Linked DNA regions of Homo sapiens: region 1 is linked to region 2. Evidence: chromatin contacts called from ENCODE Hi-C or POLR2A ChIA-PET data. All regions are on one chromosome and are shown on one strand. Each heading gives the region's core, a stretch centred on a gene start or an enhancer-like site at or near the end of the contact. The rest is flanking DNA. Distances are from core to core; before and after follow the strand shown. Region 1 has its middle 23 kb from the start of WASL-DT. Region 2 has its middle 26 kb from the start of HYAL4.

Evidence for each region. A loop is a pair of places that touch in the nucleus more often than their neighbours do. ChIA-PET counts read pairs that join two places held with the same protein, here RNA polymerase II (POLR2A). Pooled maps may share reads with other maps.
Region 1: a loop to region 2 is called in a pooled map, with 2.0 times the contacts of the local background. The contact joins two enhancer-like sites. A Hi-C loop is called at or near these places in 1 of 168 maps with a recorded cell type or tissue (lower leg skin), 1 of 37 single-sample maps with no recorded cell type and 9 of 50 pooled maps. POLR2A ChIA-PET finds 5 or more read pairs at or near these places in 2 of 52 experiments (GM12878 and H1).

What each region holds. Positions count from the first base shown.
Region 1 is chr7:123,769,035-123,775,135 of GRCh38, forward strand. It overlaps a transcript of HYAL4 not described here. Among named protein-coding and RNA genes, the nearest start is that of WASL-DT, 23 kb to the left of the region's middle. Within about 2 kb of position 1,542, at least 6 of the 41 ENCODE cell types and tissues checked have a DNase peak (open chromatin) inside an H3K27ac peak, as active enhancers do.
Region 2 is chr7:123,816,407-123,822,200 of GRCh38, forward strand. It overlaps a transcript of HYAL4 not described here and the pseudogene HYAL6P. Among named protein-coding and RNA genes, the nearest start is that of HYAL4, 26 kb to the right of the region's middle. Within about 2 kb of position 2,790, at least 2 of the 41 ENCODE cell types and tissues checked have a DNase peak (open chromatin) inside an H3K27ac peak, as active enhancers do.

The DNA of each region.
Region 1 (6,101 bases), core at 292-2,791, 49 kb before region 2:
AACGTAAGAATCTACCAATACTGAAGTAGAATTTTAATGATATCATCACAGGGAGAGAAACACAAGTGAGTTCATTACCTATGTATGTTTAGTCTTCTTTTTTTTCCTAAGTAGAATTATGGGTTCAAGCAAGAGGATCTATCTTAATTTACCTTTCTAATTGTGTCAAGTACATGTTCAAGACACAACGTAAGGCTCTTGGGAAGATGTAAAGATTAAAAAGCATAGTTTTGGATTTCAATGAGTTAATAAAGAAGGTTGGATTCCGTAGGAAGCCAACTTTGGGATGGAGTTTAGCAGTTAGGCTGTGTATAGGAGTGTTTATGGGACCTGTACCTGTTAGAGAGAGGGGAAGGAGGAAGCAGGAGTAGGCAGAAGGAAAAGTTAAATTTGGAGCAGACCCAGCAACAGTTTTGCTGATCCAAGGAAAACCTCTGGGGTTAGAATGGCCCTTCAGAGTATTCCTGACATTGTGTGAATTAGTCATTGTGTATGAGCTGCCAAGAAAGGGGCATGACCTTGACTGAGGTGGCTCTCTGCAATTGGAGCAATACCGAAAAGGCTGGCAGCTGATGGCTTCTGCCAACAGCCCTTCCAGCATGGGGGAAACAAGTCCTCCTGAAGGAGGATCTTGGTGATGCATCACAGTGTCCACTACAATTCACCGTCAAGTGTAAGAGACTACACAATGCAAACATCGGTCTGCTCTATAGTTTAAACAGTCCTTTTGTAAATAACCTCATAGAGTAATAATAGCTGCCTCAAATCTGTAAGTGAAAGAGACTTGAAAAAAAAAAAAAAACACCGTTAAACAAAAAGTTGACCACTTACTAATCCTGGGTAAAATGTGATATGAGGACTCGTGGATTTCACAGACCAGTGAAATTTCTCTCAGCAACTGAAATAACAAACGTGTGGTTATCAGCTTTTATTTTCGCCAAGTAAAGTTTTTTTTTTTAAACAATATTTAAAAAGAGAGGATATTTTAATAATAAAAGGCTGGGCATGATATCAGAATAAAGTTTAAACTAAATAAATATTCCTTTATAAAACGTTCACCTACATTGTTCATTTCATCATGGACAGGAGAAAAGTTTGTCACTGATGGTTTGTCTGTGAACTGACATTTGGAAATCATAACCATAAGTGGGCTATAAAAAAAAAATCCCCTTTGGGAGGCCGAGACAGGCGGATCACGAGGATAGAGACCATCCTGGCTAACACCGTGAAATCCCGTCTCTACTAAAAATACAAAAAGTTAGCTGGGTGTGGTGACGGGCGCCTGTAGTCCCAGCTGCTTGGGAGGCTGAGGCAGGAGAATGGCGTGAACCCGGGAGGCGGAGCTTGCAGTGAGCAGAGATCGCGCCACTGCACTCAAGCCTGGGCGGCAGAGCGAGACTCCATCTAAAAAAAAAAAAAAAAAATCCTGCCGTGGAAGTTCCAGGGAAGACCTGGGAGAAAAAGTAACATTAAAGTTGGAAAGATAGGTAACAAGATGAGTCAGGGTGGAGGTTTCTAGCTGAGTGGACAGTGTGAACAAAGGCTCAGAGATGGGGAAGAGCAGGGCGTAATCACACAATGAAGTGTAGTAATTCTGCTCAGGGGAGCATTAGTCATGGAGAGGAGTGTTGAGAAATGAAACTAGAGTACGTTGGGGTCAGATTATTCAGCAGACAATAGGAAGTAGTAGAGATTTTGGGGCAAAGAATTTACATGATCCGAGTTGTGCTTTAAGAAAAGTAATTTATCAAAAAAAAAAGGTTTTATATATGACATATGCTTAAAATGGATTACATGGCAGAGATTCTGTGTCTTATTATGAAGCAATTATAGTCCGTGAAAGGCAAAAAGAAGATATGAATTAGAGATGGGGTACTGAGAATAAGAAGGAGGAAATGAATGTAAATACGGTAGGAATAGAACCAGAGCTTGGTAATTTATTGGAGGGCTTCAGGAGACAGAAGAGAAAAAATAATGGTAGTTTCATTAACAGAAAAAGAGGGTGAGGAAGAGATAGGTTTTAGAAGAAGATAAAAAGTCCAGTTAGTTCTAAGCATCCTAACTTTAAATAATCTACCCTGGGAAGAGCAGGCTGAAGAGAAGATCTATTTCTAAAAATATGTTTCCTTTCCTGATATAATATCATGGATAGTTGAGCTTCAACTGACAAATAAATAAAGGCAGTCCTCATCTTGCTTGGTACGATGTTAACTGAATCTCATATTTATTGAAATTATTTCCTCACTATTCACTGATTCCAAATCTCAGTCAACATGGTATCATGCAAAATGAGGGATACAGATTTCAAAAACTACATGTACGTGTTGCTGTATCTTAGTACTAATGATATTTCAGACTGCATAATTCTTTGTTGTGGGGCTGTCTGTGCGTTGGATGTTTAGCAACCTCTCTAGCTTCTACCCACTAGATGCCAGTAGCATCTAGTATCTGATTTCAGTTACCCAGCTTGTTATTCTCTTCAGCTCATCATTCACATACATTGGCAACCTTATATATTTTTTCCATAGTGTTTCATCTCACTAATATCTTGTTGCAATTTAAAACCTTTTAGTTGTTATGATATTTTGGCATTTTTGTTATGGGTAGTTTGTACATAATACCAATTACTTGACTTATTGGTTAGTGTGTGAACTTCACTGGCCACAGGGTGCCTAGGTTAAACATTATTTCTGAGAGTGTCTGTGAGGGTGTTTCTGGATGAGATTAGCGTTTGTTTTCTTTGCTTGTTTTTTGTTTGTTTGGTTTGAGGTTTTTTTTTTTTTTTTTAACTTACCCATCCATGTAGAGATTAGCATTTGAACTAATGGACTCAGTAAAGTACATTGCCCAAGATGGAGGGCATCATATAAACTGTTGCGGGTCTGAGTAGAACAAAAGGGAAAGGGAAGAGAAATTAACCACTTTTGCTTCCTGCCTGTCTGTTTGAGCTGGGACACATCACCTTGTCTTCTCCAGCCCTCAGACTGGGATTTACACTATCAGCTCCCCTGGGTCTCAGGCCTTTGAACTCAGACTGACTGACATCGGCTTTCCTGAGTCTCCAGCTTGCAGATGGCAGATCATGGGACTTCTCAGCCTCCATAATCATGTGAGCCAATTCCTCATAATAAATCTCCTTTTTTATATATAAAAAGGTGGAGACCCAGGAAGTTCAAAGCTCCAATATGTTTATATATTTCCTACTGGTTTTGTTTCTCTGGAGAACCTTGACTTATATACTTGGATTTGGATAGAAGTCACTAAGGCTGGAAGCAGAGTGATTGGTGGATAGATTCCCTGGGCAACCGCAACATCCCGTCGTGGTTCAGGCAATAGTGGGCATCTCAATAGGTGGCAAGAGCATAATCATAATACCCATATACCTGAGACATGTGACACTCTGGCATCTAGACAAGTGACACATGGGACTTGTCATCTGAGAGGCTTGTGCACAAATAACAGGATTTCCAACCATTGAAAACAATGTTTCTGTTACAAAATTTCAAACGTGGAGACTAAAGTTAAAATAGACAAAAGGGTGCTTCATCTTAGTGGTAGCAATGAGTAAGTAGGCAAAAAACTGAGACCGAAACTAGGAATTAGGGACAAAGCAGCAATCCAATTATCTGATGCATGTGGTGTAGAAATTGTGACTTGTGGAACAGTAAATGAAACCTGTGGAAAGTGAAGCATCTTCGAAATGGAATTATAGAAAATTGTCTTAAAGCCAAGCTCTTCCTGATGAAAGCTGCTTCTGTGCCTTTTGCCTCAAGTCAGAAGGAAGTGGGGTGGGGCTGAAAGATCAAAAGCTGCAGAGGGCCATCCACCAAGTGAGGGACAAGGACACTGTTAGCAGATGTTACAGTTAAAAAACGAAATCTGATGTCAGACCAGACTACACCCATGAAAAAGAACTGATAGTGCCAGCTATTCATGGCACACCGCATTGTCTCTCCTAAGATTCAGTGGTGGTCTTGATTTGTTTTCTTTTTCTTTTTTTCTTATGTCATTGGAACTTGTATTCCATAAGAATATTTTTCTGATGGTTTAAGTCTAATCTTGCCCATGAAAGCTACTGGAAGTCTTTGCTTTTTCCTGATTCTTATTCGCACTTCGTTTTTGCTTCTTTATATTTTATAGTTAATTAAGGAGTTTTCGCTGTTAATGCAACAAATAGTCCAGGTGCTCTTCTTGTATGAGTTCCTGTTTGTGCTCTTATATGGGAAAAAACATATAAACTGTGGTTTATCAGATTTGACCTATTTCTACATTTTAAAAAAGTAAATATTTACTGTTTCATTTATTTAATACTTATCTATTTATGAATAATAAGTATTCTTTGTTATTTTCCTTAATTATTTCCTCTTTTCTATGGAAGAGTAAGATAAGAATAAATTAATTGCTACCTGAAATTACATTATTGGTTTTAAAATTTCATATTAATTTATACTAGCTCAATTTGTACTAGTTCAAACAGGAATAACTACCGGGTACTTACATACTTTAGGGATAGATTTTATCTCACAGAATGTTTTTACATAATGTATATTTTTTTACATGGTATTAGCTGTTAACAATTCAATTTTACCTTGGGGTGTGTGCATGTGTGCATGCGCATATACGTTTGTGTGCATTTTCTTTACAGGAACCAACTCATTGAGTCAGACCTTTACTGTTTGCTTAATTAAATTCCTCAAGCTCATGATTCAGAATTCAAACAATATCTCAATCTAGATGGGAATTTTTAATTTTTCAGATTGAACTTTCTTCTTCTTAGGCAATGCTCATTCTTTGTTTTCACCTCTCCCTCAAATTTCCTGCTTCTTAATGAATTTAATTAGTCAGTCAGTCAATAATTCCATATTCATCCATCCATTCATCAAACATTTGTTTTACACTCTGTTATGCATGGCAGTCTGCTAGGCAGTGGGGGGTCAAGGGTGAGTGAGACATGGTCTCGCATGTTTAATTTAATTGTATTTTATTTTTTATTTTTGTTTTTTCAGAGGTAGAATCTTGTTCTGTTGCCCATGCTGTAGTGCAGTGGCTTGATCATAAGCTCACTGCAGCTTCAAACTCCTAGGTTCAACTCCTGGGTTCAAGTGATCCTCCTACCCCAGCCTCCCAATTAGCTGAGACTATAGGTATATATGACCATGCCCAGTTAATTTTTTAAAAACTTTCTAGAGACATGGGGTTTTGCTATGTTGCCCAGGCTGGTCTTAAACTCCTGGCTTCAAGCAATCCTCCCACCTCGGCCTCCCAAAGTGCTGGGATTATAGGCGTGAGCCACCACCATGCCTGGTCACATGCTTAATTCTTGCTCCTATGTTTTGCTCACTGGGTGTGGTATGCTCCTTTGCCTTGATCTTCAATTTGTCACAAAATCTTGTCAATTTTCCTTTTTTTTTTTCCTGTGAAATCTGTCCTTTGCTGTTCTTTGCAGCCTCTGTTACCATCCTAGACCAGATATCTACTATAATTGGGATAGCGGCAACTGCTTATTAATGGATCTCTCTTTTTCCCCTAATTCATGGTCAGTGCTGCAGTCATAGGATCTCCTTGAAATGCAAAGCAGACTTTGTCTCAAGCCACTCAAAAACCCTTCAGTATTTTTTCATTTCCATTACGATAAAGTCCAGATTCCTAACATTCCTCAAGGCTTTTTCTGATCCGGCTCACATAGATCTCACCTGCCTATTCAGTTCCTTGAACATGTGTTCTCTCACCTCTGGGTCTTTGGAGGCACTTTCCCTTCTGACTCTTTATGTCGATATACTTTATCTCTCACCTTCTTTGCCATGCTTTTCCTAGCTAATTCCAACCAAATTTAAGTCTCAGTTTTGCACTCACTACTTCCAGGATGCTTTCTCTGGGTTAGGTATCTCTTCTATGTGTACCTTTACCACAGACAGTACTAAAATTGCTTATTTTCTTGTTCTATGTCCCTCTACAAGAAACTTAAGAGCAGGGAAAATATCGTTTCCACTCTGGATACCTGGAGTCTAGCTTAGTGCTTGTTGCATTGTAGGTGCTAAGTAAGCACTTGATTGAATGAGACAACTCATGAAATGTTTTAAGAGAATACTTGCACATCTTTT
Region 2 (5,794 bases), core at 1,540-4,039:
ACCTGGGTTATATTTATTCATTGAGAAATTCTTGAGTGCCTACCTTGTGTCAGGAATTACATGTTATTAGTAATAACAGTAGAAAATAATAATAATTCATGCAGTCAAAGAGTTCACCTTGAGAGAAAATGGGAGAATGAGATGAGCCACATTTTCATAAAAGCCTTGTTCATTGCTTTCCTATTTTTTGTACTATTGGACTTTTTAATCTTTTTTATTTTTAATTTTTGTGGGTACATTAGACTTTTAAAGTAAATTATATGCTAAGTATCACCTCTGAGCTCTACTTGAGAAATCAATAGACTGCATTCTCTACTCACCAAAATATATAGAATCACCTGAGCATTATATTGAATTGTTTTAATTGCCTTCCATGTATCATATATCAAAAAACAGTATGGGTTTTTCTCACCTTTGGTCTAAGTAACATAACTTTCCAACGCATTTTTTTTTAAACCAGTCCTGTTTGGTATTTGCTTTCAGGAGTGTCTCAATTAAAATAAGCGACTACATTTAGGTTTAAGGAATGTGATATTAGTCAGTATAATGGAAGAATGATTTCCTTTCTTGTTGTATTACTTAGACAAATTGCAGAACATAAATGCCAGTATTGCTGAAACCTTCCTATAACGCAGGAAAGCTTACAGTGGCGTGACAATTTACTCATTGCAGTCTGTGAGCACTCCACCTTTGCACTGGATCTCTGACTCTCCATACCTTGTAGGGGAGAAAAGAATGCAGATTGCACCATTGGTCATCCCCTTTATCTCCCATCTCTCCCTATTTCCTACTTCTTTGCTCTTGGCCTATATACATTAGCATAACATCCTCGGTTTCTTATCTTTATGAACTGTAATCTATATAGTCACCCAATTTGAAAGTCACTTGGCTGCCTCCCTTTTCCTCTTTCCATTATCGGATGGGTAACTAAAACTTATCCATCTTTATTTCCAAATAACTCTTCAATCTATTCCCTCTGCTTTACAAGGATTTACATTGCCTTTGTTGAGGCATCATCATTTCTCACCGAACAATTTCTATCACCTCCTAATTGGTGTTCCTGCCTGTACTATCTTGACCTTCCCCTCCAATGCATTCTTCTTCTTTTTTTTTTTTTTTTTTGAGATGGAGTCTCGTTCTGTCACCCAGGCTGGAGTGCAGTGGTATGATCTTGGCTCACTGCAACCTCCGTCTCCTGGGTTCAAGTGATTCTCCCACCTCAGCCTCCTGAGTAGTTGGGATTACAGGCGTGTGCCACCACGCCGGCTAATTTTTGTATTTTTAGTAGAGACAGGGTTTCACCATTTTGGTCAGGCTGGTCTCGAACTCCTGACCTCAGGTGATCCACCCGCCTCAGCCTCCCAAAGTGCTGGGATTACCCATCTTCCAATGCATTCTTTATATGCAAAAAGAAAAAAAAAATCAAAGTTGCAAATTTGTGTCTTTCCAGCACTAAATATTTAACATTTATTTATGTATTTATTTATTTGAGATGGAGTCTCGCCCTGTCACCCAAGCTGGAGTTTAGTGACAGGATCTCGGCTCACTGCAACCTCCGCCTCCTGAATTCAAGAGACTCTCCTGCCTCAGCCTCCCGAGTAGCTGGGATTACAGGCAGGCACCACCATGCCTGGCTATTTTTGTATTTTTAGTAGAGATAGGGTTTCACCATGTTGGCCAGGCTGGTCTCGAACTACTCACCTTGAGTGATCTGTCTGCCTCGGGCTCCCAAATTGCTGAGATTACAGGCGTGAGCCACTGCACCTGACCAGTTGTCTTAACACTTTAAAACAGCATTTTTCTCTTTGTATTTGGATTCTGTTTATACATAGAAATTCATATGTTTTTACTTTCCAAATTCTGTGTGCTTTACCACAAGGAAGTACTGGGAGTTCTCTGGATGGACTGTGATTTTGCCTGGATCTAAGTCTCTGCTCTTATTCTTCCTGTGGATATAAAACTCTGCTCTCTCTAGACTGTCTTGTGAATTCATACTCATTCTCAAGAGTCTACTGATTCTCATTCCCAAGAGTCATATGAAATTTAACGTGTTAAGGAAGCCTTCCCAGACTCTTCCATGAAGTATTAAGCACTTCTAATTTATATATGTTTTGTGAGTGCTACTAATATAAAAATTATTATGTTATAGTCACTTGTTTATATGTCTGTCTCAACCATTAGACTAAAAAGCATTCCTTCAAGAAAAGGAATTGAAATCTATTTCATTTTTATATTCTCAGTGTTTAGAATATTGCCTGGAACATTGTAAATATTTCTCAAATAAATCTAAGAATCCAAGGCAGTATCACCTTTTCCAATTCTGGTATGGTCTTTTGTTTTATTTTTTGTATGATAGCTTTATTTAAAAGAAATGCCTTTTTTTCTGTGTATTAAAATTTATATTTTAATTGACATATACAATTGTATGTATTTATCATATACAACATAATGTTTTGAGGTACATATACATTGCAGAATGGTTAAATCTAGCTAATTAACAAATTCATGACCTCACAGTTATTTTTATTTTAAGAACATTTAATATCCACTCTCTCAGCATTTTTCAAGAATACAATATGTTGTCATTACCTATAGACACCATGCTATACAATAGATCTCTTGAACTTATTCCTCCTATCTAATTGTAATTATGTATTCTTTAACCAACATCTCCTCAATCCCCTCTCCCTCCTAACCACCTCAGCCTCGGGTAATCACCATTCTACTATCTACTTCCATGAGATTAACTTTTTCAGATTCTATCTGAGTGAGATCACGCAGTATTTACCTTGTGGTACAGTCCTTTGTTTTGGAAACAAAGATATCATTATTAACGTGTTCCTTACCACAGTTGAGGGATTGAGTCTTATTATTGCATTATCACTGACAAAATTTGACTTGGTGGAAACTACTCCTGATACCTCTCTTTTCTAGGAGGACTTAGTGCATGCAATTGGCGAAAGTGCAGCATTGGGGGCAGCAGGAGTAATATTGTGGGGAGGATATGAATATTCTGCTTCAAAGGTAAGCAATGATTTCTCTGTCAGCAACTTGAATATACTTTTGAGATTGGTTTAAAAACATTTTTTTTTTCGCATCAGAGTCAAATGGTTGCTGATTATCTGCTTACTTGACCTTAGTGAAATTCAAAAAGTACAGGGTCTAACATTGAGCACCTACTCCATACCAGCCATTGTGGTTAGTAGAAGGGTAGAAAGAGCACAATCATTCTAATCAGACAGCTAAGTGAGAAACTGATGTTTATGTCCTAGGGGTGTAATTTTGAGCATGTTAGTTAACATTTCTGAGTCTCAGCTTCTCCATCTAAAAAATTAGACTAAAATAAAACCTCCTCTGCAGGATTTTGGTAGATTAAATGGCATAATATATATGTGACAAACAAAAAGTAATAAATTTTAAAAATGAATAATTATTTCATTTGCACTGAGGGCAGATTCTCCAAAAATGATAAATAATTCTTTTTTTTTCTTTTTTTTTTTTTTGTGAGGCAGTCTCACTCTGTCACCAGACTGGAGTGCAGTGGCGCAATCTTGGCACACTGCAACCTCTGCCTCCCAGGTACAAGTGATTCTCGTGACTCAGCCTCCTGACTAGCTGAGACTACAGGCATGTGCCACCATGTCTGACTTATTTTTTTGTATTTTTAGTAGAGACAGGGTTTCGTTATGTTGGCCAGGCTGGTCTCAAACTCCTGGCCTTAAGCTATCTGCCCGCCTCAGCCTCCTAAAGTGCTGGGATTACAGGCATGAGCCACTGTACCTGGCCCAAAAATGATTCTTTACTTTGCTGATTACCTATTATAGAAATGCATGTGGGAGAAAAATCTATTTGTATATAAAGGTTTATTAACAATCTACTCTGTTCTGGCTGGGCACGGTGGCTCACGCCTGTAATCCCTGTAATCCCAGCACTTTGGGAGGCCGAGGCAGGTGGATCACTTGTGGTCAGGAGTTCGAGACCAGCCTGACCAACATGGAGAAACCCCGTCTCTACTAAAAATACAAAATTAGCTGGATGTGGTGGTGCACACCTGTAATCCCAGCTACTCAGGAGGCTGAGGCAGGAGAGTCGCTTGAACCTGGGATGCAGAGTTGGCGGTGAGTCAAGATTGTGCCATTGTGCCCCAGCTTGGGCAACAAGAGTGAAACTCCATCTCAAAAAAAAAAAAAAAATTACCAATCCCCCTTTTATTATAAGAACACTTAATATGAAATCTACCCTCTTAAATTTTGGAGTGCTTAATATATTGTTAACCATAGACACTATGTTGTACAGGAGATCTCTCGAACTTGTTTATCTAGCGTAACTAAACTAGCATATCTCGGACTTATTTATCTAGCATAACTGAAACGTTACAACCTTTAAATAACAATTTCTCATTTCTCCCACCCTCAGCCCCTTACAACTATTACTGTGTTCTTTGCTTCTACGAGTTTGGCTATTTTAGATACCTCGTAAGTAGAATCATGTAGCATTTGTCCTTCTGTGACTGCCTTAGTTCACACAGAATAATGTCCCCCAGGTTCATCTGGTTGTCATAAATGACATTATTTCCTTCTTTTAAAAGGCTGACTAATATTTCATTGTATGTATATACCGAATTATCCTTATTCATTTATCTGTCAACAGACACTTGGATTGTTTCCATTTCTTGGCTATTGTGAATAGTGCTGCAATATACATGGGAATGCAGACACCTCTTTGAGATTGCAATTTCACTTCTTTTATATATCCAGAAGTATATATGCATTTATACTGAATCATATAGTAGTTATTATAGTTAGAATTTTTTGAGGAATCTTCCATACTGTTTTCCATAGCTCTTGTACCATTTAACATTCCCATCAACAGGGTATGGGGGTTCCCATTTCTCTACAACTTCAACACTTGTTATCTTTTATTTTTTAAATAATACCCATCCTAACAGGTGTGAGGTGATAGCTCATTGTTTTGATTTACATTTCCCCAATAATTATGATTTTGAGCGTCTTTTCATATACCTGTTAGCTCTTTGTATGTCTTCTTTGGAGAAATGTTTGTTCAAGTCCTTTGCTTAATCTTTGATTGGGTTATATATATTTTTTGCTGAGTCATAGAAGTTCATTATATATTTTGGATATTGACCTCTATCAGACATATGGTTTGGAAATATTTCTACTATTCTGTAGGTTATCTCTTCATACTGCTGTTTCTTTTGCTGTGCAACAGCTTTTCAGTTTGATGCATCCCATTTGTCCATGTTTCTTTTTGTTGCCTGTCCTTTTGGTGTCATGTCTAAGGAATAATTTCCAAGACCAGTGTCAAGAAGCATTCTCCCTATGTTTTCTTCTAGGAGTTTTACAGTATTCGGTCTAATGTTAAATAAGTCTTTAGTCCAGTTTGAATTGACTTTTGTGTGTGGTATAAGATAGGGATCCAATTTCATTTCTGGGCCTACAGATATCTAGTTTTCCCAACTCCATCTCTTGAAGAGACTATCCTTTCTCTGTTGTGTTCTTGGCACTCTTGTCAAACATCAGTTGATCATATATGTGTAGGTTTACTTCTGGACTCTCTATTCTGTTCCTGTGACTTGTATATCTTCCTTTATACCAGAAACATAGTGTTTTAATTATTGTAGAATTGTAATATATATTTAAATGAGGAAATATGAAGCCTCCAGTTTTGTTCTTCTTTCTCAAGGTTACTTTGGCTGTTCTGGGCCTTTTGTGGTTCCATATAAAGTTTAGTTTTTTGTTTTCTATTTCTGTAAAAAATGCCATTGGGATTTTGA